Linked DNA regions of Mus musculus: regions 2 and 3 are each linked to region 1. A link is a loop called in an ENCODE intact Hi-C map of the cell type or tissue named here. Cell type or tissue: left cerebral cortex. All regions are shown on one strand.

What was found. Hi-C counts contacts between places; a loop is a spot of excess contacts. Peaks named below come from ENCODE experiments on the same cell type or tissue, not always from the same donor. Only the 100,000 strongest peaks of a DNase experiment are listed, where the experiment ranks them.
Region 2: it touches region 1 in a loop (2.3-fold over the local background); 2 of 42 quality-filtered maps call a loop at or near these places.
Region 3: it touches region 1 in a loop (2.0-fold over the local background); 5 of 42 quality-filtered maps call a loop at or near these places.

Annotation. Positions count from the first base shown.
Region 1 is chr1:72,572,113-72,580,112 of GRCm38, forward strand. It overlaps a transcript of Smarcal1 not described here. Among named protein-coding and RNA genes, the nearest start is that of Smarcal1, 7.1 kb to the right of the region's middle. In left cerebral cortex, a CTCF peak has its summit at 3,235 (motif pointing left); DNase peaks (open chromatin) are centred at 1,830, 3,251, 5,536, 5,557 and 3 more places; H3K4me3 peaks cover 435 bases; H3K27ac peaks cover 1,571 bases.
Region 2 is chr1:72,468,675-72,476,674 of GRCm38, forward strand. All of the region lies in intron 1 of Marchf4 (membrane associated ring-CH-type finger 4), which reads right to left. Among named protein-coding and RNA genes, the nearest start is that of Gm39661, 60 kb to the left of the region's middle. In left cerebral cortex, no CTCF peak of the experiment used is centred here; DNase peaks (open chromatin) are centred at 3,272 and 3,748.
Region 3 is chr1:72,454,577-72,462,576 of GRCm38, forward strand. All of the region lies in intron 1 of Marchf4 (membrane associated ring-CH-type finger 4), which reads right to left. It also overlaps the pseudogene Gm15843. Among named protein-coding and RNA genes, the nearest start is that of Gm39661, 46 kb to the left of the region's middle. In left cerebral cortex, CTCF peaks have their summits at 561 and 3,282; DNase peaks (open chromatin) are centred at 1,555, 2,461, 2,773 and 3,254; H3K27ac peaks cover 340 bases.

The DNA of each region.
Region 1 (8,000 bases):
TACCTCTGGGAGGCATCACAGAGCTTCCAGGTAGACACTAGCATCTCCATGTTACAGGTATTAGAGCAATCTCTGAGAAGGTTAGACACTAAAAGGTCTTCTTAGAACCCTCACTTTGCTTCCAGCAAAGGCTACATGATCCTTTCTAAGTCCAGGCAGGCACCTGTTTCTGCTCTGTCATTGTTTTTCTATGCCCGTGAAGGCTTAGGAAAGAAGGGGGCCAGAAAGAGTTCTGGCCAGATGGCAGGGTAATAAACGGCTCTGATTTAATAATTTGTTGCTCTCCTCTTAATTAAAAGGCTTTTCCCTAAACGACTTGCTGATCACACAAACAGCACACATTGCTTGGGTGAGGCCGAGAGGCCCAGGGAAATCTAGACTGGGGGTTGGGGAGGAGAGAAGTTGGATAAAGAGGTGTCAGATGCTAAGATGATGGCCACCCTGTACATGCCAGGCCCTCTGCACAACTGATGAATTGTAGCCTTAGGAAACTGACTCTTTTCTGGAGCCTGACTTTGTCTGGAAGCTCACTCAGCCACAGGCCTTTTTAATTCCAGAGATCAAGGTATCAACTTTGTTATGGCTTTGCATTCAGTTCCTATATGGCCCATCCGACCTTGGGGAGTTTTCAGATAGCCTTTGAACCATTTTGATTGTGTGATATAACACCCAGTATATGGGGTGATGGTGGGAGATGCATTTAGAGAACCCTTGCTCATTGTGTTATCAATATCTATAGTTATAATCAAATGACACTATTTGATAAGCTCCACATTTCTTCTGAGCAGCTGCAATTTATCAGTCTCTGTGACTAAAATCCACATTGCGGAAATGATCATACTGAGGCATATTCACGAAGCCTCCGGTGTAATTAGGATACACTAGTGATGGGATGCTAGCTGGAGATGCAGTTTGAGGTGGCTCCTGAGGGACTGGTTGTGTTCATATGGAGGCTGGTGGTCTCTCTCTCATGTCACAGACACCGAACTCCGTCACATTTCATCAAGACACTTGTCCTGTTCTCCTTCACTTATGCAGCCTTGTTCATAGGGTACCAAAGATCATGTCGTAGAGGAAAACATCCTGCCAGCCAATCAATCTCAGGTAAGCAGTAAGCTCGCCAATGAAAGGTGAAGCTCAGGAATAGAGTGCTTGCTTAGGATGCAGCTCTGGGTTCATCCGTAGTGCTATATAATAATCATAATAAATAATAATAATGTTTCATATATTATTTTATTCAATTAAGCAAGTTTCCTCTACATTTGTGCTGTTATCAGATTAAATATTCTTTTTGTTTGTTTGTTTGTTTGTTTCTCGAGACAGGGTTTCTCTGTATAGCCCTGACTGTCCTGGAACTCACTTTGTAGACCAGGCTGGTCTTGAACTCAGAAATCCACCTGCCTCTGCCTCCCAAGTTCTGGGATTAAAGGCGTGCACCGCCGCCACCACCACCGCCCGGCTTAAATATTCTTGTATAACCACCATTCTCCCTATTGCTTTTGGATGTCAAATCCCTTATCTTATCTTTCGAGGTCTAACTAAGATACTATTTCATCAGCTTAAACTTGGTCCAAAGTCCCTGTGCACCCATGATCAGAGCTCCTCACTAAATCCTTAGAGCAGTTTGTCCATCATTCTTTGAGGATTTTTTTTTTGAGACAATACTTTCACTTATGTACAAATAGAGGAGTGTGGACCAGTCGGTGAGGGTACTGAGAAAAGTGTGGAATAGCCTACACAAGCGGGAGGAGGCTAGTGGTATGTGGGTGCTTACTTCCATAATCCCAAAATAGAAACTGGTGCCAGAAATCTCAAGGCTTTGGGTAATTTTCTGAAAGATGTGTCCTTGTTATACACATAGGGTTAAGAAAGAATAAGCCTACCTTTTGTTTTTTTTCTGAAGCCTACAGAAGAAGAATAAAATGAAAACTCAAATACTATCAAGCTGAAGGCTAAGAGGGGGCTGATTTCCTGGAAGCCAGGGCTGAGGACCAAGGAAGTGATCAGACGGGCGCTAACACTCTTTCCCAAATGGAGCTGAGAGCCAGCGGTTTCCTATTACTGCATCCAGGAGTGGGAGGTCCCTTCCTGTAAGCTACCTAGAAAGCATTTCTGCTCTTAACTGCTCTATTAGGATAATTTACATTCATGATGAATGGAACCATTCCTTCCCGAATTAGCCTGAGTGGCTCCATCAAGGGCAGATGTGAGCTGTTCTATTTGCTGCAGAGAGCAGCGTTACAACACCGTTACCCTCCTTACGTCTGAGCCTGCTGCTTCTAGCTGCCCCTAGTAGCTTCCCCCAAGGATTTTTTTTTTTTGACAAAACAAATCTGAGCTTGCCCACAATAATAATAATAATAATAATAATAATAATAATGTCTTATACATTATTCATTCAATTAAGCAAGTTTCCTCTACATTTGTGTTTTTATCAGATTAAATATTCTTGTATAACCACTATTCTTCCTATTGCTTTTGGATGTCAAATTCCTTCTTATCTTTCAAGGTCGTGGGCACTAAGCAGGACCTTCTGACAGGGAGAAATATGAAATGCTGGAGTCAGAAAGAAGGAGTCACCTTCTCCCCAAGAGCCATAGAATCCCACGTTTTGGGTGGTGCTTAGAAGAGGTCAGAGCGGTTGCAGGGTGCAGGTCCCGAGTCTCCTAAATCTTTCTTGCTCTTGAAATTCCTCAACATACCGGGCTCTTGTTTATATCTGTTAAGAGCTGAGCTCAAAGCCAGCGTGGTGGCTCAAGGCTTTAATCCCAGCGATGCCTCATCTCAAACAGCAGCAAAAGGAGTTGAGCTCAAAGCCAGGAGCAAATCATTTAAAATAAGCTTTAGTCTGTGCCAGAGCTTCTCAACCTCTGGGGTCATGACCCCTTTTGACAAACCTCTATCTCTAAAAATATTTACATTAAGGTTTATAAGAGTAGCAAAATTCAGTTATGAACTAGTAACGAAAATACTTTTATAGTTGGGGGTCACCACAATGTGAGGAACTGTGTTAAAGGGTCACAGCATTAGGAAGGTTGAGAAACACTTTTCTATGCTATGGCCAGGTCAAATGTGGATGTGGGTGAACCAATAAAAAAAAAAAGAAGTTAATAAATGGAAATGTAGAAATGTAAAATGAAACAAAGAATGTAGAAAAAAGGGACCTGGAGAGAAGTTCTGGAGATGGGGGAAGGGAAGGACCCAGGTGAGGATTCATGGCCTGTTATCTGCCCCCTTGTGGTCTTCAGGAACATTGTAATTGGCCAACGACTTCTAACGTTACATTTTGAACTCACAGCAGAAACAAACTAGGACATTTCTTGTAGAAATAATGGATAAAATACTATCAAACACTGGTGGCTCACACCTGTTGTATCATCGACAGAGCAGCATACGAGGTTAGCAGCAGGAACCCAGATATCTGTGATCTAGTTTAGGCCCCGGTATTCTCTCTATGCTTAAACACGTTATCTGCCTTCGTATGTCTTCGTTTTCCCTGAATAGCCATGAGAAAGCCATCATTTTTCTCTTCTGATTTACAATCCTGTAAATGACTACCAATTGTTAGGATTAAGAACAATCCGTAAGAAAGTTCAGCACGCCACCTCAACTTCTGAAGTCAATTTCGTGCCTCTCACCCCTGGGAGAGCTATGTGCTTGGAGGACAGCGGTCTGCAGCGAGGGTCCACCGCTGCAGGATCCAGGCACGGGGTCAGATGTGCTGGAGTGGAACAGTGGTGCTCCAGTCTCCCATTCAGTGCCCATTATGAGATGTCAAGAGGTACGGGACTGTTAGGAGGTGAATAGGGCTTCCCCTCCTGAGTGGATTCACCCATGCAGGAGATTGATGGGCTAACAGGTTACCAGAGGGCAGGTCTACTGTAAAAGCTATTTGATCTGAGTTGCTCTTGGTCCCTTGCCTGTCACCAAGGAGGAAGTCTGCCCACCCTGAGCATAGCCTACAGGGCTCTCTAGTCTCTGTCACCTCAGTACTCTAGCAATCAGAAGGGCATCATTAGATGCAGCCCCCAGAACCATGAGCCCGAACAGACCTCTTCCTTGATAACTTGGCTTTGTATTAGCCTGTGAGATCATGCTCTGAGGAGAAGAAAACATTAAGTACGTACGTCACCCCAGCCTTCCAATCTGGACATCTAGCCCAGTCCCTATCATCTCTTCCCCAGACTTGTTAACGTCCCTCCAAGTCTTCCTGTGGACACTTACCTACCTTTATTCTCCAGAGAAAGTGTCTTCCACAGACTCATATATCACGGCATTCCAGTAGGAATCTTTTGGGTGGCTTCCCCTGTTCTCAGAACTAACATCCAGACTTTTGTTATGACCTGCAGGGCCCCAGTCACCTATCCTCTTTTTCTCTAGCCCCTCCATGTTGATCCCCTCTCATACCACCGCCTTCCGTGGCAGCCTCCGTGCCAGCCTGGGTACTTGTTCAGCCACTCCTTCCTACACCCTGTCCCAGCTGCACTTGCTGCCTAGAGAGACTAGACCAAGTAGGAAGTAGAAGGCTAGGGGAAGGGAGGGCTCCATCTAGTCAGCTTTGGAGAAGTCAAACAGCCCCTGTGGAACGAGGCCTTTGGCTAATGCAGATCCTTAGGAATCCCCTCACGTTCCTGTAAAGTATGCCTCGCTCTTTTGGTCTTTGCCCTGTTTTAGGTGAGTACAGGTTTGTTCGCATCTCCCCAGGAAGAGTCAGGCAGCAGCTTGCTTCTGGGGCCTAGTGGTTGTCTGCTTTCCACCTTTGGGGGTCCATGCTGCCTTTCCCAGACCGCTCTTGAACTGGTCCCCTCTGTCCTCTTTCTCTGGCTTGTTGAAGGTCCTTCATCGGTTGAAGTCTTTAGTCTCCTCCTCTCTTTTCTTTCTGCCCTGCCTCCTTCACTAGACCTTGAATTTTATGAAGTGTCTCTGACTAACAGTCTGGATGCCTTCACCCATTGTGTAGCCCTTGAGTTTTCTTCAAGTGAAGAAATGAATGAAAGGACTTTGAAAAAAAAAAAAGGAGAGTGGCAATATTGGAGGACGAGAAGAAGTGACATTTTGCCAGAAGAAATTTGGAGCAGGGTGTCGAGGGGATGCTTTCGGCAAAAGATGTGCGACGTCTTCCCAGGGGAAAAAAAAAGTGCCAGATTCGAGAGGGAGGACTGCCTGTGAAGTAATACCAGCTAGGAAGCCCAAACTGAGTGATGAAGACACGAGGCAGGGCCTCACGACGGCCCCTGGAATGAGCGCTGTACGGAGCTTGAAGCAAACAGGTCCTAACTTTTAGAGTTTGGGGGAGGGGTCTTGGGGAGGCAAAGAGGAGCAGAACTGCCGGAGTCAGTAATTAAGTCCATCAGAACCGAACAACCGCTAAGGAAGGTGAATTTCGTGCCTTATAAACCTTCACAGTGCTCCTCTGTGCTTTGGATATGCAAATGCATTCCTTCTCAGCCCGCAACACACTGGGAAGGAGCAGCCTCTTTAAAGACCCAAAGCCTCGCATCTGCTCCCGGATCTCACCGCAGCGCTCTCACGCTCTCGGTGTAATTAACCTGAGTGGTGTTGTGCCCTTGAGGCGGCTGTCAAAAAATCCTCCCCAAAGACTGTCAGGCCCTGTTCTAGGGCATCTGAGAGAGAAGGACGGAGAGGGAAGCCCAGCGTTTCCATCAGCAGCAGGAAGCTCCCCAGGGAGACTTTAATCTGGTTTAGGTGTCCAGACACAGGCCATTAGGCAAGGGAATGCATGCAGTGACCATTTGTACATCTAATTAAGGCCTAAGAAGAGGCCTGCTAAGGCACCTGTCTCTGGCCGGGTTAATCAGGTCCAGGGCTTCTGTTTCTTTACTCCTAAGAGAGGAGACGAATATCCTCGAAGGTCCCTCCTGATTTCACTTTCTGGGTCAAGAAATGAAAATTACAGAGATTCTCTAGAAACCCCTCTACTTTGTTTTCAGGTCCCTGAAGTACACAGGGGGAAAATTAAGAGTTACAGAGTGGAAATAACGTAACTTGGACAAAGCCTTTGCCCCTTAGGGGCAACCCAAGAGGATGTAGAATCTTAAAGGTCTTGGGTTAAGCCTCAGAATGACAAACTCATGACTTTGGATCCCTTTGTGATTAATGCAGTATTGTGCCTATTTCTCACAGTAAGCATACAGTTAAGCAGTCAGAGAAGGGAAAACAGGGAGGAAGAGATGAAGGAAGGAAGGGACATCGGACAGAAGGGAGGGAAGAAGGCTGACCTGAGAGTTAGGAGCCATTGATCTCTGGATATAAACACCAGGCTGAGTTTGGTTGATTTATGCTCCTCTCCTTCTGTAACAGTTACTCTTGATTGACGACTTGATGGGATTCAGAATCACCATGGAAACAAATCGCAGGGCAAGTCTGTGGGGGAGTTTCTATATTCGGTTAAGTGAAGTGGGAAGACTCGCCCTAAATGTGGGCAGCACCGTTCTAAGCACTGATCGCGGACTGAATAAGAAAAAAGTGGCCTGGGCATCAGCATTCGCCACCGTGCTGTTTCCTGACTGCGGATGCGATGTGACCCGCGGCCTCAAGCTCTTGCAACCACACTTTCCCACCGAGATGGACCGCACCTCAACTGCCAGGCACAGTAAACCCTGCTTCCCTTGTTCCTGCTTCCCTTCCCTGCTCTTGTTAGGCATCTTGTCATAGCGATGAAGGAAGTAATTAATAAATCTTGGCTCCCAAAGAAAGAACAGGAAAGCTAAGGGTAATTCATAAGGGAAGCAGAATCAAAAGTAGAGAGTACAGGAGTCGGGAAGCTCAGTGGTAGTGTACTTACCTAGCAAGTATGAGGCCCTAGGTTAAATTGCTAGCCTGCACTCTCCTGAACGGTTGCTCTTAGCAGGGTTTTGTTTTTTTTTCTTTTTCAAGGCTCCGCCCAACAGTTACCTAGCAACAGCCACGTAGGAGCCTGGCTCATTTACAAAAAGGACTCTCCATCTATTCTCTCTCTCTCTCTCTCTCTCTCTCTCTCTCTCTCTCTCTCTCTCTCTCTCTCTCTCCTCTCTCTCTCCTCTCTCTCCTCTCTCCCCCTTCCTCCCTTCTTCTCTCCCTCCCCCTTTCTCTCTTTCTTCTCTCCCCTGTGTCCCTGTCAGCCTCTTCTTCCCCTCTTTCTTCCCTCCTCCCTCTCTTCCTCTGCCCCTCTTCCCTTCTCACCAATAAACTTGCTTTTATATTAGGCCTGTCCTATGGCTTCCCATGGCTTGATTGTTCAGGGGGACGGACACCTTGGCCCCTCCCCTCCGCCCCTTCCTGCTCTCCCCCCCCCCCCCCCACACACACACACTCCGCCATTTTATAAAACACAACAGTTGCCTTGCTTTTAAGTCATGGGGAACGACTTCAGGGAGGGAAGGTTTATTTTGGATCATGGCTTCAGAGGGTGGGAGGGAAGAGTGTGTCACAGCAGCTCAGTTCATGATGGCCAGAAAGAACACTTAGAGAGGATGCTCACATCACAGTAGACCAGGATGCAGAGAGAACATGACCGGAACCGCATACAGGGAGCCTCCTATAAACTTCAAATGCTTCCCTTAGTGACCCGCTCCTGCCAGCCAGGTCCCACCTCCTAGAAGTTCCATGGCTTCTCAAAATATCAGCATCAGTGAGCACTCGGAACAACAACCTGTGGAGGACATTTCAAAGGTACAACAGCAAGTTCAAGGCCATTCTAAAAGCTGTACGGCAAGAGCTAAGGAATACTAGACCTTTAAAAATGACACTGGGCTGCACAGATCGCCCCAACACCTGCACCTTCTCCCCCTTTCATTGCATCCCTTGTGATTAAACTCTTGGGCTTCAGAGATAGCATAGTGGGTTATTTCGCATGCACACTGTTGTGGCAGAGAACCCAAGTTCAGTTCCCAGAACTCACATAGCCCTAAACACACACACACACACACACACACACACACACACACACACACACACACTATGGTAGTTTGAATAAAAATGCCCCCCTTAGGCCCATGGGG
Region 2 (8,000 bases), 100 kb before region 1:
GCAGGAGGTACAGAGAGGGGTTGGTCCTCACCCCCAAAGCAGGTGAGAGAAGCTTTGAAGGGAGGCCCAAAGGAGGTACACGGTATTGAGCACCTGCCTCACTTGGAGGTCATCTTGATTGCAATAGTACAACAGTTCCTGGACTATAGCCAGGGTGAAGGACCTTCTCATGGTGCTCGTTGCCAGAGTGCCAAGCTTGTAAACCTTCTCATTCTCTGCTCTGTGCTTCTGACTTCCCCTGAGAGAAAGGATACACAGCAACTGTAACTAGTGTACCTAGTCTCCTCCTTCAGAGAGCTCTACAAACACAAGATTTGCCTCCAAGTGTGTGTGCACATGCCTGTGTGCTAGCATGTATATGTGCCTGCATGCCTGTGTACTCATATGCCTGTGTGGTAGCATAATGTGTGCCAGCATGTATGTGTGCTAGCATGCATGTGTGTACACATGCCTGTGTGCTGGCATGATGTGTGCTAGCATGTATGTGTGCTAGCATGCATGTGTATACACATGCCTGTGTGCTAACATGATGTGTGCTAGCATGTATGTGTGCTAGCATGCATGTGTGCACACATGCCTGTGTGCTAGCATGTATGTGTGCTAGCATGCCTGTGTGCACACATACCTGTGTGCTGGCATGATGTATGCTAGCATGTATGTGTGCTAGCATGCATGTGTGCACACATGCCTGTGTGCTGGCATGATGTGTGCTAGCATGTACGTGTGCTAGCATGCCTGTGTGCACACATGCCTGTGTGCTGGCATGATATATGTGCTCATTTGTGTGTTTCTACGATTAGAAGCAGTGGCCCAGCACGACTGTCTCAGAGAGACATTAATATTTTCTCACTGGAATAAATGAATGCGATATCGATTGGGGGAAACTTGCACTGAGTGATGCGTGTATTCTCTCTGTTATTACAATTCCCAGAACACGTGTAATAGAGGATGACAAGTGAAGGCCAATGCCTGTGTGCACGGGGAGCAAGGCAATCCATGCTTTCTAGCGTGAATATTCAATGGTGTATATGGCTCTCGGGGACAGGGAGGCAAGTTGGTTAGTGCCTTTGTGCTTTTTCTCCTCACCAGTGGAATGAGAGTAACAGTGGTACTTATCCAATCAAACTGTAGAGAATGATGAGATGTAAAGTGCTCAGGGAAGAGCAGAAACTCAACTGTGGTTCACAGTTACTTCAAGGGAGTATAGGTAAGAGGAGACAGGACTAATGACTAACTCATCTGTAATCTCCTCACCTAGTGCTGTAGTGAACCTCTGGTAAAAAACTAAGGCGGAGCCATTAAAAATACAGATGATACTTCCAAAAGACCCTTTTTAATGAGATTAAAATTCAGAATTTTCCAGGAAACCTTAATTTATTAACACTTTAAAACTCAAAGCAATGAACCGTCATTTATAACTACTAAGCAGTTTTATGTTTATTGTGCATTTGGACTTTTATTCTCAGATTTTTATTGAAATTTTGCCATAAATTCAGTTAGGAAGGAGAGCAATTCCTTCAAGGGGACAATAGAAATGACATTTAATAACTTATAAAGACAAGCTTCTAATTTGAAACCCAAAAAAGGGGGAGCAGAAAGAAAGGAAAGGGACGGAAGCACAGCTGAGTTCCATTTCCCTCTCAATGTCCTTGTCCCCATTCATTCTTCATGAGGACTAAGACATAGCTTTGGTACAAGCTTGGAATGTAGGAATTAAAATAGAACCGTCAGAATAAAAGATTTGACCAAGCAGAGCAGCCTCTGTAGCGGTGCCAACTTCCACCCCCACAGAAACAGAGGCAAGTCCGTGGCCTCTAGGAAAAGCCCAGAGAAGAAGACATTGAGTCTTATCCTATGTAAACCAAAGAGTCTGTTTGGTATTAGAATCAACATCTTCCAAGTTAGAATTGGTGTCATACACCTGTAATTCCCGCAATTGAAAAGCTGAGACAGGAGAATGATAAGTTCGAGGCCAGTCTGGGCCACATAGTGAGATCTTGACTTGATAACTTTACATGTGTTTGTATCCTCAGTACACACATAAAAGCCAGGCACAGAGAGGCATGCCTCTAACCCCAGCACTGGGCAGAGATGGAGACAGGAAAAGCCTGGGGGCTTAGTAGACAGCTGTTATAGCCAAACCGGGGCTCTGGGTTTGGCGAGAGACTCTATCAGAAAATAACACGAAGAACAGTAAAGGAAGACACGTGATGTCATCCTCTGGCTTCTACACACTTGCATGCACACACATGCCCCCTCATACTCCTGAAGACAGAGGAAGGAGATGGGAAGAAGGCAAAGATCTGGCTCCTCCTCCTCTTCTAAATAGGGTCCTTGGATCACAGTTCAGTGCTTTGGCTCCTGAAGACCACCTGTGCTAAGGAAATGAGCAGAATGTCCACTTAAAGAAGTCATGTGCTATATGTTACAGTTGTGTAGCTTGGTCTTCTTGTGGGACTCCTAACAGTGGGAGCAAGAGCTGTCTCTGACTCTGTTGCCTGCCTTGGGAACCCTTTCCTCCTACTGGGCTGCCTTATCCAGCCTTAATAGGAGAGGAAGTGCCTAGTCTTACTGTAACTTGATATGCCATGGCTGGTTGATATCAGTAGGGATCCTGCCCTTTTCCAGATGGTGGGGGGAGGGACTGGGAGAAGAGGAGGGAGAGGAAACTGCAGCCTGGTTATAAAAATAAATAAATAAATAAATAATAAATAAATAAATAAAAAATAAACCCCATAAATATTTGCAGAAAGTCTGCAGGATAATGGAGTCACTTTCCCAGCTCAGGCACAACTACCTCTGGTATCAGTTTTCTCAAATGCCAAGGAAACTGCGATCATGCTAGATATTTCATAACTCTATTGTTATTGACCCACTGAATAATAAATAAATGACTTTTGAAACAAACAACAGCAAAAGAAGTCATGTGCTGCACAAATCAGCTTACCACTTCAAGGAATGAATTTTCTGATACTTGCTCATTCGGTAATAGGTTTAGGGAGAGTGTGTCTGTAAAGAGCCTGAATCCTTCCTGCTGTCTGAGGCACTGAAATAAAATGCCTGTGATACTTAGCTAGGAGTAAGGCTATGGATGGTAACATTAAGGGAGGCCTCAAGAGTGCTGATGCCCACAGGGGTCACCTCCCAGATGACATGAGGGATGAAGACCTTCTTGGCGCATGTGATAGTTTGTCTTCATTGTTAGCTTGGCTGGATTTAGAATCACCATGGATACGCATCTCTGAGTGAGGCTGAGGGTGTTTCCTAAAAGGTTTAAGTGAAGAGGGAAGACCCACTTTGAAAGTGGGCAGCATCATCCAGGAGTCAGACTGGATACAAAGGAGAAGGCACACTGGTTACGAGCATTCATCTCTACCTCCTGACTGTGGACATGATGTGGCCAACTGCCTTATGTTCTTATCCCCATGGCTTCCCTGCCTAGATGAACTATAACCCCTTTAGACAAACATTTCTTCCCTTATGTTGCTTCTTGTCTTTGGTTACAGCAACAAGCTAGGTAGCTCATATAGAACCATGGACAAATGCTTGGCTTTCTAACTGCCACAGAGGTAAGACCATTTCTCTTTCTTGAGTTGCTGTTTATTTATTGGTTAAAAGGGGATGTTAGGTTAATCATCTCTACTAGTCTCTGGCAGTTTTTGACTTTTTAAGAATCTATAAGTTATATAACAGAGTCACAGATGAAAAGCGACCTGATACCAGACTCCAGGATTTGCTTGCAGATAAACTAGGCCAAAGCCAGAGAAGCAGGGGTACTTGTGGTTGAAGTGAGCGCATTGCTGGGCAGCTCGGGAGGCCACCTGGAGATGGCACCAGCAACCACTTGTACCCATCCTAGAATACTGAAATAGGGGCTTAGAGAGAAGCGTTTAGTGTTGTGTAACTATAGCATAGCAATGGAGAGAGGGAGGGGGAGAAGAGGGAGGAAACAACCTAGAGAGGGAGGGGAGAGAGGTTCCGGGTACTGGGGAGAATGCTGGTTCCCCAGAGTGCAAAGATGCCTTTCCAGTGTATTTCTAATGCTCAATCCAAATCCCTTTTCAGAACACCTGATTCACTTGTTCATGCCCAGGGTCGCTAAGCAAGCACCTCATCTTTTGTTTGGCTTCTCTGCTGTGTAAGGTCCTAGACTAAGCTCCCTTGATGTAGGAACATAAGCTCTGTAGATATTGAAAAGGAGCCTCTCTACTGTAAATACAAATCAGGTTCTCAGGAGGTTTCTTAGCCTGAATATGATCGCCTGGAGTAAGAGGTTATTGAAGGAGATTCTAGACTTGTAAACTTGATACCTACATCCCCCCAGAAGAGAAGACCTGCAGAGAGATGGAGGCAAAGTTCCTATTAAGAGTGGTTGGTTCTTTCTCTCCCTAGTTCTCGCCCACACCATCCTCTAGCAATGGAGGGGTGTTACTCTAAAGATGTATATGAGGTATGGCCAGTATTTTTGTTTTTATTCGATCTTTGTCTGCATTCTGTAAATCTCCAACAATTAATTCTGTCTCAGTCCCTAGGACAGTAAAAACACCTATGGACTCCACACAAGTACTGAGCTCAGTATACACACATCTATCTCATGCATGCATTCATAATCATTAACTAGTCACTTAGTGGTCAGGAGCCTTACAAGGATACCCATTGCACTGAAAACACTTTAGTTCCAGCTATCCAGTGCTTTCTGGAAGGATGGACTGACAGTGGATTGCAAGAGGCAATCTGTAGCAAGGGCTATCTGTAAAGTGTGACATGGAGGTATTAAAAACTTGAAGATGATCAAATGACACAGGTATCTTTATACTCTTAAGACTGTATACATTAGGATAGAAAGGATATGGGCATAAGGTCATCCATGCACGGTCAATCCAGGGATGAATGGCATTGCCAGCCACCTCCTTCCATTTATCCCTGTCCCTCGTGTCCGAACCATACAGAGGATTAATACAGTACAGATCCCTAAGAAAATCTCTCACCATGGCTCTCATTATGTGAACATCTCTCCATTCTTACTGGAATATCCCAACACATCTACCGAACTGCACCACATTCCTCTTTTACCAAAAGTGCTCCCTTTCCATCTCTTCTGCAACAATTTCTCAGACCAGCTGTCCTACATCTGCCCTCTGGGACAAAGTCCTATTCATGAGCATCATCCTGTACTTACTCTAAGCCTCAAAGAAAAATACCTGGGGCAAGAAGAACAGAGAAAAGGGAGAGGAGATGAGGGGACATCTCACAAAAGGACCAAGCTGAGGAGCTTACGGGTCACTAAAAGATTCACTAAGAAAACTCAATAGGAAAACAAAGGAGCAGAGAACTAACTGTTTCCATGTTTCCTAAAACTTTTCATTGAGATAAATTCATACCGTTTCACTTTATTAGCAAAATAGTATTAATAGATTGGATAAGTCCATCTGTTTTTTTAAACATTGTTTTTATTTTATGTGCATCAATGTTTTGCCTGCATGTATGTCTGTGTGAGGGTGTTGAATTGGCATTACAGACAGTTATGAGCCACCATGTGGGTGCTGAGAACTGAACCCAGGTACCCTGGAAGAGCAGTCGGTGCTCTTAACCACAGAGTTATCTCTACAGCCCCCTCGTACTGTTTTTGGAACAACATTAAATACACTATTTTCAGCTTGGTCATTGAATACTTTGTTCTGTTGCCTTGTTATTCTCATATGTTTAATATTTTTTGATGTGATGGTTTGCTGATATGAATTTTGTAAAGTGGTTGTAATCTGTCAGATTTTTAGTAAGTTGTAACTTTTACTGAGGACAGCCTTAGCCATTTACTTAAATCTTGTATGAACGTTTCTAAACACAACGTGAAGATGTCTACTGCATAATAGCCAGGGCCCATTAGTCACTGCTGCATGTACTCAATTGACTGCTCTGCTGAGAGGTGGGTCTCATTATCCCCATTTCATAGATAATGAACTGAGGGGAGACGCGGGGTCATCTGCCCAGTGCCATGCAGCAGCTACAAGACAGATGAGAGCTGAAAGCTAGTCTCTACGTGTTAATAGTTGGTGGCTTCCCCCCATCCCTTACTTGAAAATCCTGGCTTCATTCAAAAATATGTTGTGTTTATTGGCTTCACACACACCTCTGACATCTATAAATAATTTCACTTTGCTCTTGCCTACCTTCTGTTTTCTCTCTCTCTCTCTCTCTCTCTCTCTCTCTCTCTCTCTCTCTCTCATGAGTGACTGCCAGTATGAACAGGATTCAACCCCACCCTGGAATAGGGGAGCAAGCAGCTGCCTCTTAGGAGCCCCAGCCTAACCCTGCTCTTCCTACTGCCCCCAGCAGTTTGCCTAGGCACAGAGAGGGGAGTGCAGACCGGGCCTGGATTGTTTAGTCAGGAGAAGTTGTCTTTTCAATGAAGCACAACCAGTTTACTTTTTGTGAATCTTATGAAAGACTATCAGCGTATGACACAAATAAAGAAACCTGCTTTGTGTATGAAGGTGGGCGGCTTCTAGATCCCCATCGCTTGGCCCCTCCAAGCACACAGAGCAGTCTCTGGGGTGACACTATTCTATAACAGGTTGAAAGGCTAGGACCGTGTGCCCATGCATGCAGGCATGCATCATGCATGCGACCCCTCATCCATTCATTCTTGAAGGACTTAGTGTATACTGTGTGCCAGGTACCAGTTATGTGCCTGGGGTATTATGGTCCCTGCTACTATACAGTAGGAGGAATAGATGCTTGTGATGCAATCACACCCTGGGGTTATAGGCATATGTCCCATGCCCAGCTTTTTACATGAGCATGGGGATCTGAACTCAAGTTCTAATGCTTGAGTGGCGAGTATTTGATTAACTGAGCCATCCCTCTAGATCCTAACAACTCTTCTGAATTTCAGTGGCTAAAAACCACATTCATCTCATAATCCTGTAGGTTAGACATGTGGGCACCTGCTCCTTGGGGCATTGACTGAGGTCACTGGGTAGTATCCAGTTGACAGGTGAGCTGACCTGGAAAATTCAAGCTGACTCGGCTCCTACACCTGGTGTCTTAAGAAGGATGGCAGGAAGACTGGGGGCAGCTGAGGCCTTGGCACTCACGTGACTGTCCTGTGCTATCTACAGTAGCTGCACCCAGGACATAGTGACTCAGTGCTCACAAGGATTGTGTTCTAAGAAACCAGAAAATCATTACAGTGCCATTTGTACTTCATGCTACTGCTCAAGTGATCATGAAACTCGACTAGATCTGAGAAGAGGGAATGTTGACCTGTCTATCGGAGGAAGAGGCATCTTTAATCTATCCTAGGAGACAGGGGATTAGAAGACAGCCAGTGTAAATAGAGGAGGGAGAGAGAGAGAGAGAGAGAGAGAGAGAGAGAGAGAGAGAGAGAGAGACAGAGACAGAGACAGAGACAGACAGAGAGAGAGAGACAGAGAGAGAGAAGGAGGAGGAAGAGGAAGAGGAGGAGGAGGAGGAGGAGGAGGAGGAGGGAGGAAGGAAGGGTAGCGAACAGTGTTGGAAGAGGCTAAAGAAAGGCTAAGGACTAGACCTCAGGCCACAACAGGGAGCTTTACTGCCCAGACAGGACCACGTACATCCATGTGGGTTATACATAGTGCAAGTCTGGGGGTACTGGGTACTTGTAGGTTATGTGAGTGAGACCCTTCAGATTGTGTAATACCTCAACTGTGAGTGGCCATGTGGACCAGAAACCATAAGAGACAACCAAAAAAAGACTTTGCCCCCATCAGAGCTTCTCTGTCCCATAGCATCAGACACGCAGGTTGCTACTTGAAATAAGACTTGTTGTAAAGTTTAGATTGTGGGTGTCTGCAACTTACCTAGAGATAGAGCCAAAGGTCTCAGTTACTTCATTGGCGTATCTTGTCCAAAAATTCTGTCTGGCCAGTGGCAAAGCCACCAGGTCTTGCCTACTCTAATATTCTTCAGCTGTCATGGCTTTCCTTGTCTGTCTCAATTTATCTCCTGGACTTGCCATTTCA
Region 3 (8,000 bases), 120 kb before region 1:
ATACACCTTCGCATCTCTAGCACCCAGTACAGTGCCTACAGTACAATAATCTGACTTTGGCAGATAATCATGGGCTTCTCCGTTTGATAAACAAGAGGTTTTTATCTCTCTAGGACATAGCCTATCTTGGGGTCTATGATGACCAGCAGGGAAGAGCAGGCAGGAGTTGTGCATGCTGCTGGCCGCTCAGTACAGCAAACTCTAACTCCGAATGTTACTGAGTGGCTGTAGCTGTGAGACCGAAATGGGAGGGGGTGAGTGGAGAGAGGTGCTGGGGGAGGGGCAAAGCCCTCATTACTCATGGCAGCATTTCCTAGGCTCATTAATTCTAACAGGATGAGCTAGGTTTGATTAATCGGGTTGTTAAGCAGCCATGTCAAGTCGCTGATCAGGTAAAAGACATTACTTCTGGTCGCTGGCAATGAAACCAAGTGACAGCAGTCTGCACCCTTGTTTCTCAAGCAGCAGCAAAGAGAAAAGGCACAGATGAGCTACTGGCTGACAACAGCCCCTACCAGGATCTGAGCTCTCCTCCTGGCCTCTGGATGGGGACCATTAGCTTTCACTAGAGCCCTTGGAGAGTCACAGACCTACCTACAGAGGGAGCTGGCCTGGCCAGGCCTGGTCTGAGTGCCCACAGGCCAGAGCTGTGGTGCTTCTCCTGAAGCCTCTTGTTAATTCCCCAACATCCACACTGGACAACCCATAGACAGAATGGGGACTCCATTCTAGCACTGAGAATATTAGTAACCAGGGTATTAAAACTCCTTTAAAATGTAGATCTGGTGAAAAAAAAAAAACTAGATTAAAAAAAAAATCCACAAAGAAGCTCTTTTAAACTTGTTAGTGCTGCTATGCCAATTGCCTAGGATATGTTTTTATGTACCTCGGGAGGAGGGCCACGGTCCTTTTACTGGTTAGGGTAAAATACCATCTTATTATACCCATGTGTCTTCAAGAACAATAGAACAGAAATAACTGGCAGCAAAAAAAAAAAAAAAAAAAAAAAAGATCATGTTAAATTCAATGAAGATGTTCTTCACAGTAAACTCCTTAAAAGCTAAAAATGAGGAGGTTTGCTGCGGGGAGGGGGAGCCGGAGCAGGATCTCAGTGTCGTTGGCAAAGTGCTTGGTGCGTAAGTGTGAAGGGCTGAAGCTTGGTCCTCAACATTCGCACAGAAGCTTGGGCTTCTCACACACACCATCAAATGCTTGTATGTACATATCCATGCATACACAAGTTTAAATGGTGTAATATGGAAACTGAGATGGACACCCTTCCCCCAGGCTCCCAGTATGAACATCCCCTAATACAAGAGAAGATGTGATGTAGAGTCTGTGTCACAGAGCCAGCCGGTGACATGAGGAAAGGGAGAAGTCAGGGCTTTCTGACCAGTATCAGTGCCCTGGTCTCACCACACTGATGCCTTGTTCGTGCATCTCTTCCTTTCTCCTTCCCTGGAGGAGGGAGGGATATTTCTAGCCCATCTCAAGCCCTGCAGCCAAATCTCCCATGACTGCCAGCTGCAGCCCTGTCTCCTCTCCCTGCTTCATTACACACAGTCTGGTACTACATCATTTTCATATCCTCCGAGATTTATGCTGCTCACTGATACCCCATTAACTAGGCAAACCAGTGATGCCCAGGAAACGTGTGGACTGAACTATACAGGCCCAGAGTGGGGGAAGCCCAGCTCCTGAGGCCCCCACCCTTTGGTGCAGATTATAGTAAACTAATCTGCAGAGTACAGCAAATGCCAGAGATCCTAGGGGGCTCACTAAAAGCCAAGGGACCGGAGACTTCTTCAGTGACCTCGGGGTTTTAGGACAAGGAAGAAACAGGGATCTCCTCTAATTCTCTGGCTTTCAAGGGACAGAGTCTGTGAGAGTGGCTAAGAGCATGCATTTTAGAAATCAAGCACTTTGGTTTTGAATAGTCTCTTCAGCCATTACTAGCCAAGCAAATGTAGGCAAGCCCCTAACCTCTGGGATGCTGTTTCTTCTACGTACAGATAGCTCTTACCTCCTCAAAAGAAAGATCAAATGCGATGAAGCATACAAAGTGCTTGACAGTCCCCAGCGCCAGTAAGCCCTCTTGCCAAATGACAGTTTTAACTCACATTTCTTTAAGTGTTCATTTTTTATTGCAATTCTCCTTTCCTACTGTCATGCTAAGATAAGTCGAATAGGTAATAAAGAAGCAAGAGGCTTAAGAAATAGTTAACTAGGTCACAGAGAGAGGTTAAGATTAAAGGACATTCTATGAGAGTTTGTTGTTTTGGGACAGTACACGGCATTCTAGATTCCCAGTCCAGAAATGTCCTTGGGTTACTACAGGATACTGGGAGTGTTTGAGGAAACCTTTACCTTAGAGATGCTAGATAAGAGAAGAACACGGGTCTCCTGGGTTGAGATGGTGCTACAGGCAGGGACAAGGTAATTTTCTAGCCGTGGCTGTGACTAACCCAGTGGGAGGGACCAAGAAGAGGATGAAGAGTTCCAGTGAGTCAGTTGGTAGCTACAGTTATCTCTCCATTCACAGATTTTTCTTGTTTGTTTTTTAGCTTTTTTTTTTTTTTTTTTTTTTTGCCTTTTTCAGTCTGAAGATCTGGCTTCAAGAGTCCTTAGGTTACCCAGTTGCTATGGAAATGCCAGGTAACTCCAAGATTGCTTTTTTTCCCCCCACTTACTCATAACCAGGCATTTCTGTCACAGAGCAGGAAGAAATATATACAGCATCGTGTGGCAAAGACAGCCCCATGCTGGGCTGGAGTTTGCTGTTCTGGGAGATCAAAACAAGGATACAATAAAACAGCAGCCTTAGGGCACAGTTTATAGTTATTTTCCTTTATTGAGACTCTTGATGATCAAGAGCCTGGCTCTCAGCCTAGACGGTGTTGGCTTTATTCAGGCTCTGACAGTCTGTGTGACCTTGATCAACTTGTTAACCACCTGAAGCCGTGTTCAGTCACCCTTTTGTCCATTCAATATTTACTTACTATGTTGTCTCTTCTAGGTGGTAGGCATAACATTCTCTGGTAGATAAAGACAATAAATCAGATAAACAAGTAAATTGTGTATACCTAAGCGAAGCTGGCATGTGCTATGGAGACAATAAGCATAGAATGGGAAAGGACTGTAAATGAGGACATGTGGACTGAGATCCTAAACAGGACTGTGACGGGTAATCTTCATTGTCACGTTGACTACATTTAGAATCACCATGGGAACACACCTCTCAGTGTGTTTGTGAAGTTGTTTCCAGAAATGCTTAACTTGAGGGAAGACCCATTCTGAGTGTAGGTGGCAGCATCCCACAGCTCAGGACCCAGAGTGATGGAGAAAGAAGCTGAGGACAAGCATTGCATTCTCTCTCTCTCTCTCTGCTTACTGCTGTTGGCTGCAGGGTGACCAGATGCTTCGTGGTCTCATGGCCCTGTCATTTCTGCCATAACAGACTGTATTCTCTGGAACTCTGTGGTGGCTGTCAACTTGACTGGATCTAGAATCAAGTAACATTCTCATATTTTTGTCACAGCAACTAGGAAACTAAGTATATTCCATAGCCGATGGCTGTGAGAGCCCTCTGAAGAGGGTTATTTGAATTAAGATGGGAGTAAACCATGCAGATATATGGGATCAAGAAATCTGAGCAGGATGAGTAAGTGCAAAGGCTCTGAGGCAGAAAAGTGACTGACATATTTGGGGAAAACCAAAGACAATGGTATATTAAGATTGAGTTCTGAGAGGAAGGGAAATAGAAGATGTCAAAGTTGGGATCAAAGGCGAGGAAACAGATAAGGAAAGAGCTTATGGAGCATCTTAAGGGCCTGACATTTATGCATGAGATGGGTAGCCTTGAATGCAGAGAGAGAGAGAGAGAGAGAGAGAGAGAGAGAGAGAGAGAGAGAGAGAGAGACTCAGTCTCTAAGCCCTCTTACTCACCTGTGTCATCTGTGTTGATCTGACTATGCATGACAGGATCACACAGGCTTCTTTCTCTACTGTGGACAGACTAGGGGGAAATAAAATAGGATCTGGAGACCGAAGGCCATTGAAATAATCCAAGTGGAGGATGAGTAAGTCAATACAAAACCTAAGAAATTATTGGTTTCTGGGTGTATTTTTGAAGAAACAAATGTTGAGGTTGGTTGGTGGATTGGATGTGGTGTGAGAGAAAAGCAGGAAAGCAGATGACTTTGACTTGAGCATTGGGAAGAATGGATGAGTTGGTTTCAGTTGACTTGAGAAAGACTGAGAAAAAGTAGGTTTAAAGACTGGGTGTTGACTTTTGAGACAATCCATGAGATGCCCATGAGCCATCAAGTGGAAATGCCAAACAAACACTGCAGATGCGTTACGTTGGTGTCTGGGCTGGGAGAGGACAGGAGCATGAGAATCATTCGCAGGGAGGTGGTGTTTAAATCCGCTACTGTGATGAGATAACCAAAGTGGTTAGTGGGTGCCAGAAAAGGAGAGGCACAAGGTCTGATCTTGGTGAGTGGCCTTGTTTAGAGGCCAGAAAATGTTGGGAACCAGCATAAGAGACTGAGAAAAGAAGGAAAGAGAACACAGCATTCCCAAAGCCAAGAAAGGACACAAAGTATGCTAAGAAGGGGAAACCATTAGCCTTGTCTAATGTTGATGGATCAAGTTAGATGAGAACAAATAATTATCTATGAGTCTAGCAAACTTTCTGCTTTTTTTTTCATTTTTAGGTGAAATATGAAAATAAAAGAAGTTGGGCTTATATTGAAGGTGGAGAAAGAAGTACCAATGGGCCAAGATTGGTATGAAATATCAAAACAGCTTTAGAGAAGTTATATCAAAGCAGGGGAGCAAGGGGGTAAGTTAGTTCTCACTCAACTTAAATGGAGGCTAGTAGCTCTCTTCCTGTAAGCAGCCAGAGGTCACCTGCCAAGATGGTTCGCTACTCTCTTGACCCAGACAACCCCACAAAATAACACCCGAGAAACTGCCCAGGCCATCAAGGGTATGCATATCTGCAAAGCCACCAAGTATCTGAAGGATGTCACTTTAAAGAAGCAATGTGTGCCATTCCGGCGGTATAATGGTGGAGTTGGTAGTTGTGCCCAGGCCAAACAGTGGGGCTGGACACAGGGTCGGTGGCCAAAAAAGAGTGCTGAATTTTTGCTGCACATGCTTAAAAATGCTGAGAGTAACGCTGAACTTAAGGATTTAGATGTAGATTCTCTAGTCATTGAACACATCCAGGTGAATAAGACACCTAAGATGCGCCGACGAACCTACAGAGCTCATGGCCGGATTAACCCATACACGAGCTCCCCCTGCCACATTGAGATGATCCTCACTGAGAAGGAACAGATCGTTCCAAAGCCAGAAGAGGAGGCTGCACAGAAGAAAAAGATATACCAGAAGAAACTGAAGAAACAAAACTCATGGCCCAGGAATAAGTTCAGCAAAAAATAAATGCAGATAAAGTTTAAAAAAAAAATGGAGGCTAATATGTAAGGGTTACAATGGAGCAGTGGCTCTCAACCTTCCTAAAGCTGTGGCTCTTTAATACAGTTCCTCATACTGTAGTGATCACTACCCATAAAATTTATTTTTGTTGCTACTTCATAACTGTAATTTTGCTACTGTTATGAATAATAATATAAATATTTGTGGAGATCCAGGTTTGCCAAAAGGGTCTCGACCCACAGGTTACGAATCACTACCATAGGGCTTAGCAAAACTAAAACCATCTTCCCACCTCCTTCAAGTATTAGTTTCCTTCCTTCTTTTCTTTTTCTTTTTTTCTGTATCTCTCTCTTCATGTCTGTAGACCATGTGTGTAGATGTAATGTCGTCTGCCACCTCAGCACAGTGAGGTTAGTGATTACCATTCCCACTTCACAAATGAAGTGCCCATTCAGAGACTTTGTTGCATGCTCATGAAGATGAACGAGTTGGGCTCTGAAACCAGTTCCATTTACCAAATGTTTACCCAGCTCCCTCTTTCCACACAGGCATTGCTGACTTCATCTCTTCTTCCACCCACAGCAGCCTGTCTTTAAAACTATTCATTTTTTAGTCCTGATAGGAGAGATGGCCTTGCCGCATCCCCATTGGTATCTCCCTCACTGGATAGACACATATGCACCCTATTACTCTTTCTTTCATCTCCATCTCCAGAATCAGTTCTAGGTCATGCTTATATGATATTAATTGATGTCTGTGTGGTGGGGGTTAGGGGTTGGGGACAGATCAAAATAGGCTCTCAGTTCCTCTTCCCTCCACTCTCAAGTTTCCAACCTTAGTGGGGAAGGAGACATTTGTTGAAAAAGAGTTAAGAGACAAAGATTTTCATACGCAGACTAATCCACTAAAGATTGCTCCAAGGAGTAAAGGAAATCACTAATTAAAAAAATTAGTGAAGGAAAGTCCAGTCTTGGAGCTGTTGTGGTATGAAGGCCTGTAGGCTCTAAACTTTAAAGTCAGAATTTCCCCTCCAGGCCAGAACTCTGCATTGTGACAGGGACGGATAGGCATAAGGGCAAGAATTAGGTCATAGGGTTTGTGTGTGTGTGTGTGTGTGTGTGTGTGTGTGTGTGTGTGTGTGTGTGTAGGGGCATGAAGATGCTAAAGAAGGTAGAGACTTCCAGTGCCTGACTTAGGTTGTGTCTATGGTATGATAACTTGTAGCTGACAAGAAAAGTCAGGCCCTGTTTTCCATCGCTCTTTAAAGCCTCATATTCTGTGACCAGTTAACAGTGAGGATTATTAATAGCTTGTGCATAAGATCACACACAAGCATGCATTCCTGCGCACATGTGCACACACACAACTATAAGCACAACAAACAATATCGTGGGTCCAAGATGTTGATCAGTTGTTTGGGTGGCCATATTCTGAGTTTGTGGAGAAAGGCTGAGACAGGAAGAGACAATGCCCAAAAGAGCTAGTGCATAGAAGAAAAAAGTGAGGGTAACCTGGAAAATTTCAGTGTCTCATTCCATCAGGACAGTAGACAATCATTTCCTCATTCTCCAGACTGTGGGAGTCAATGTATTGTGGCATCAGGATCAGGACAAAAATGACTTATCATGATGGCCTTCTTGCCAAACTGTGAAGGATGAGGGAAGGGCGGATAATGACCTCATAGATGCCCCAAGACCTGAAAATCCATTATTGTTCACAGACAAGCCATCCTGAATTTTGTGCATACTGTATGAGAAAGTGTATGAACAGCTCTGTTTTCTGAAGAGTCTTTTAGCTCCACCACCCATCCACACCCCCTTCCCACACACACTATGCTTTCATCAATAGATCTAAGGCCAAATCTTGGCTTCAAGGGACCATCAGCGTGCCAGTGATATTGGAGAGAAATTATGAATTGTGAGATAACTTGATCTAAAGAGGAGAGAAATCTATTACCAAGAAGAGACCTAAAGCCCTAATAAGCTGCAGTTATCGGCACTAAATCCAATTAACCTACAAAATTATTTCTGTTTCTATTCTCATACCACGCACTTACTCTCAGAAACACCCAGAATCGGGCAGCCTCACACAGTTAATCTACAGGCATCTTCATGGAAAATGTCCTGGTTTATCTGTTCATTGTCTCAAAACAATCGGATGTTAAAAGGGACAAGAAAGGTGGACAGTTGAACCCAAGCCCTCCAAACTGTGACATTCATTATCCTGGTAATTATTTTATTCCTACCCTGCTTCTCTCCCTATAATTTAACTGGTATAAGATAAATGTACCTATTCCCTCTAACTGCTTCTAAATTCACTCAACTGCTACTAGAGAGAAGAACTTAACCTCACAATAATTGAATTTAAATAACATCCAATTCTGTGAAGTCGAACATGGTCTGCATAGTAAACAAACCACAGGATTTGAGGGCTGGCAGGAAGAAAGAAGGTCACGCTTAATGTGCAGAGGCATAATTGTATCTGTATTTCGAATGGCCCAGATGTGTAATCTAATGTCTGTTTGTCTTTCTGTCTAACTCATCATTACCATCGTT